Regions from separate parts of the Homo sapiens genome. Here region 2 is linked to region 1. A link is an interaction called in ENCODE POLR2A ChIA-PET data of the cell type or tissue named here. Cell type or tissue: GM12878. All regions are shown on one strand. Region 1 overlaps PITPNB (phosphatidylinositol transfer protein beta). Region 2 has its middle 29 kb from the start of EMID1.

Region 1 (2,500 bases):
AGAAGCCAGTCAAGAAACTGAGATGTCCACCACAGACCCAGCTGTAGGAAGAGGTTGGGGGTGCTGCAGAATCGATAGTTCTGATTTTGTTCCCAGCCACAGTAGTTGCTCTGGCCAGCATTAACAGTCCAGTGTCATCATCTACCTGTAGTGTCAAAACTGGGATGGGTATGTTTTATTCTTTGAATGTGATTATCCATATATCAAAATGCTTAAATTATTTAAAAAACTGTTGAAAGATTTGTTATTGGAGACAGCTGTCCAGTAACCAGTCAGAATGGATTGCTAGTCCAGGACTTTTATTATTTCTTATTATGTAGTTATTTAGCCCAAGGTAAAAGTTTAAAGCAAAGGAAACCAAACTGAAAACAGTGTCTTAAAGAAGCATTTTTCTACTTTTACGCAAAAGCACAGTGAGTCTAATTGATTTCTGTCCTGTGTTTTGGTAGCTGCGAAGAGCTATTCTGGCACGGTTAAAGAATATTCTCTGGTTTTCTTCTCTGCCTCTGACTTTGTTTTGCTTTGCAGGACTACAAAGCTGATGAAGACCCAGCATTATTCCAGTCAGTCAAGACCAAGAGAGGCCCTTTGGGACCCAACTGGAAGGTACTGGATGCTGACCTTTCTGACAGGCAGAGTCTTGGCAACAGAACACTTGACAGGTCCTGAGTCTTGAAGAGCTGGTGACGTTTAAGTGAAAAATAGAAATGGCACAAAAATAGTTTTATTTGCGATAAGGACTTACAGCCAGTTGCAGTTGGCCAGCAAATCTGTGCTGCATTAACAAACAGAACAGAGCCAGACTGTCACTTTCAGCATAATGCAGCTCCAATAACTCTTAAAAGAGACAAGTGATTTAGTCTTTGGGGATTCTAATGTTCTCTTTTGAGACCTGAAGCAGTATAAAAATCCATTTTAAATGAAGGTTTATAGTTTAAATTTAGTCTTATTAAAAACTGAACAAGCTCCCTTCACCCAAGCTCATATTCCTGGACTTTTAATAGTTATATTTTTGGAAAGCAGGACACGAGTGAGCAATTTTTGTGGCAAGCAGTTTTTGTTTTTGTTTTGTTTTTGAGACAGAGTTTCACTCTTGTTGCCCAGGCTGGGGTGCAGTGGTGCAATCTGGGCTCACTGCAGCCTCTGCCTCCTGGGTTGAAGTGATTGTCCTGCCTCAGCCTCCCGGGTAACTGGGATTACAGGCATGCGCCACCATGCCTGGCTAATTTTGTATTTTTAGTGGAGACGGGGTTTCTCCATGTTGGTCAGGCTGGTCTCGAACTCCCGACCTCAGGTGATCCACCCGCCCTGGCCTCCCAAAGTGTTGGGATTACAGGCATGAGCCACTGCGCCCAGCCAGTAGTTGTTTTTAAATAAAGTGCACACCCTTACTTTATTCATGGAAGTAAGGTAATGTCAAGGTAATAATTTAAATTGCTATAGAAATATAATGCATTTTAAAGACATCTACTAAACTAAATGACAGATCCTTAAAGAAGTCTTAATGTGTTATTGGCAAGTTACTACAGCTAATTTGACAAGAGAAGAGCATAAAAACTTAAACATGCCCAGAGCAGATTTTCCACTCCCAGGGTCTTACTTGGTAACCAGTCTGTCTGTGCTGAAGCCAGTTACAGGTCATCGATAAGTGATGTCTAGGTACTAGTTGCATGCAGATAAGAGGATTACTGTTACAGCCCCACAGAGAACTCATTGAGTGGTTCTCCCTGGGTGTTAGACTGTTTTGTGGACTGTCTTGTGCATCAACTAAAAGGAAAAATGAATTTGACTTTGGTTTATAAGAAATGATTCATAACTATATTATTTTCACATTTGTTCTCTGGGTAGAGTTTAGTTCAGAATTCTCCCAGTTTTAATACTTAGCATGTTAGGCCAATCTTGCATTATTACAAAGAACCTGAGAATGGGTATTATATATAAAGAGGCTTGGGCCAGGTGCAGTGGCTCACGCCTGTAATCCCAGTACTTTGGGAGGCTGAGGTGGGTGGATCACTTGAGGTCAGGAGTTCAATACCAGCCTGGGCAACATGTTGAAACCCCATCTCTACTAAAAATCCAAAAATTAGCTGGGCACGATGGTGCTTGCGTGTAATCCCAGCTACTCAGGAGGCTGAGGCAGGAGAATCACTTGAACCCGGGAGGTAGAGGTTGCAGTGAGCTAAGATTGCACCATTGCACTCCAACCTGGGCGACAGAGTGAGACTCCGTCCCAAAAAAAAAAAAAAAAAAAAAAAAAAAAAACCAGGCTTAATTGGCTCACGGTTCTGCACACTGTATAGGAAGCATAGTGCTGGTATCTGCTTTTGGGGAGGCTTCAGAAAGCTTACAGTCATGGTAGGCAAAGGAGAAGCAGGCGTCTCACATGGTGGAAGTGGGGCAGGGGAAGTGTGCCATGCACTTTTATACAGCCAGATCTCGTGTGAACTCAGAGTGAGAGCTCACTTATCACCAAGGGGATGGCCCAAGCTATTCATGAAGG
Region 2 (2,500 bases), 1.3 Mb before region 1:
AGTATTATAATTTTTTTTTTTTTGAGACAGGATCTTACTCTGTTGCCCAGGCTGGAGTGCAGTGGCACGATCTCAGCTCACTGCAACCTCCGCCTCCTGGGCTCAAGCCATCCTCTCATCTCAGCCTCCCATGTAGCTGGGACCACAAGCACAAGCCACTATGCCTGGCTAATTTTAAAAAATTTTTTTGTAGAGATGGGGTTTTGCCATGTTGCCCAGGCTGGTCTTGAACTCCTGGGCTCAAGCTACCCACCTGCCCTGGCCTCCCAAAGTGCTGGGATTACAGGCATAAGCCACTGCACCTGCCCCAGAATTATAATCTTATGGGATCACTATTGTATATGTGGTCCATCATTGACGGAAATGTCATTATGTAGCAAATGACTATTACATATTCAGAGACAACTTCTGGTATAGTGGTGTGAGGAGCTCCACCTACCCTCTGCCCAGAGAAATAACTATAACTGGTAAATATTATATGAAAAAACAACCATTTAAAGTCTCTGGAAATTGTCCTGAGGTCACACAGCAAATGAAACATTTATTCAAGAAAATCGGCTGGGGCCGGGCGCAGTGGCTCACACCTGTAATCCCAGCACTTTGGGAGGCTCAGGCAGGCGGATCATGAGGTCAGGAGATTGAGACCATCCTGGCGAACATGGTGAAACCCCGTCTCTACTAAAAATACAAAAAAATTAGCCAGGCGTGGTAGTGGGTGCCTGTAGTCCCAGCTACTCGGGAGGCTGAGGCAGGAGAACGGTGTGAACCCGGGAGGTGGAGCTTGCAGTGAGCAGAGATCGTGCCATTGCACTCCAGCCTGGGCAACAGAGTGAGACTCCATCTCAAAAAAAAAAAAAAAAAAAGAAAGAAAGAAAAAAAAGAAAATCGGCCTGGCGCAGTGGCTCACGCCTGTAATTCCAGCACTTTGGGAGGCTGAGGCAGGCGGATCATGAGGTCAGGAGTTCGAGACGAGCCTGGCGAATGTGGTGAAACCCGGTCTCTATTAAAAATACAAAAAAATTAGCCGGGCATAGTGGCACGCGCTTGTAGTCCCAACTACTCGGGAGGCTGAGGCAGAAGAATCGCTTGAACCCAGGAGGCAGAGGTGGCAGTGAGCCGAGATCACCCCACTGCACTCCAGCCTGGGCAACAGAGCAAGACTGTCTCAAAAAAAAAAAAAAAAAAAAAAAAGAAGAAGAAAAAAGAATCTATTTAATCTCAGAACAGTAGAACAGTGAGAGCCTGTGGCATTTGAGCCATGGCCCATTCTCTCCCTTCCCCGTCCCCCCAGCTCAGCGAGATGGATGTTCTACTCCAGGTGGATGCAGCCAAGAACACAGGTCTCCCTCTCCTCAGTCTCAGCTGGGGAGCTAGAGTATCTCCCTAGGAAGGGCAGGACATCAGCATTTCTCATCCACCACGTCCTGTGTTGTAGATACTCCATTCTAGGCAAGAGTGGCTGAGAGTTCTGGGGTTCTCCTCCTCTACCCAGCCCCACTCTGTAAGGTGGAAGCTCTACCTTAGGTGCAGCAGGCCAAAAAAATGCCTGGTTGCATTTGCCCCAGCTCATTCATAGGGTAGAGGTTCCATAACATAAGTAGCAAGCCAAGAAGATCAGAAGCTACTGCCCCATCCAGCAGCCTGTTCATAAAGCACGTGTGTTATTCTCTGAGAAGGGGGCCCATTCTCCCTACCTCCAGAGCAGTTGTGCAGAGGTTTTGCCCAGAAAGTGGCAGGCTGTAAGAACAGAGGGATCTTAAGGGAACTGACTTCCTTTGGAACTGAGTGTGGAGGAGTTCCAGCTTAAGGGGAAAAGCAATGGAGATTTTGATGGTAAGCAATTTTGGTGGCAAGCAATTATGAGGAGGCTAGTAGCTTGTCAGATTAACAAACTAAACTATAGAGTAGCTACTGAGAAGAACGCTCCTGGAGTTGTAACAAACCTCAAAGACTGGCCTCAAAGAGTACCTTTGCAAAAGGGCCTGAATTTAATTGAATCACATGTGGAGCAATTTCTACCCCAGGGCACTGTTGAAAACAATAGAGCAATTAGTTATCAATGGAGGATAATAGCTGGGTACGATTCCAACAAAGCCAGACAGCTTGACAGAGAAATCATAAAAAGAGACAAAGAGACCCCTGCTAAAACCACTGTCACCTAGGGTGACCCCGGTCATGCCCAAGGCTGCTTTCTCTGAGGAGTAAAATCAGAAGCTGCATACTTAGGAGAAATAGACTTCGCTAAAATAGTCCAGCTAAGTCACTAAACAAATAAGCAAACAAAAAAGAGCCCCAGAATGTGAGAGTTCAGTGTTTAGAGTGCTACAGTATATTCTCTAAAATGTCCAGTGGTTAACAACCATTTATGAGACATGAAAAAAAAAAAGCAGGAAAGTGTGACCAGACATAAGAAAAAGAAAAGCAGGCAACAGAAACTACCTTTAATCTTCAGAGTATGCAAATTCAGTAAAAAAGAAAAATAAATAAAAAAAGAAAGAAA

The links. ChIA-PET counts read pairs that join two places held together with the same protein. Peaks named below come from ENCODE experiments on the same cell type or tissue, not always from the same donor. Only the 100,000 strongest peaks of a DNase experiment are listed, where the experiment ranks them.
Region 2: POLR2A ChIA-PET joins it to region 1 with 6 read pairs; 2 of 35 experiments call an interaction of 5 or more read pairs at or near these places.

What each region holds. Positions count from the first base shown.
Region 1 is chr22:27,871,844-27,874,343 of GRCh38, reverse strand. PITPNB (phosphatidylinositol transfer protein beta) reads left to right here. Exons shown (of 12, transcript NM_012399.5): 8 at 529-606. Among named protein-coding and RNA genes, the nearest start is that of PITPNB, 46 kb to the left of the region's middle. In GM12878, no CTCF peak of the experiment used is centred here; no DNase peak of the experiment used is centred here; H3K27ac peaks cover 460 bases.
Region 2 is chr22:29,175,878-29,178,377 of GRCh38, reverse strand. No RefSeq gene overlaps it. Among named protein-coding and RNA genes, the nearest start is that of EMID1, 29 kb to the left of the region's middle. In GM12878, no CTCF peak of the experiment used is centred here; no DNase peak of the experiment used is centred here.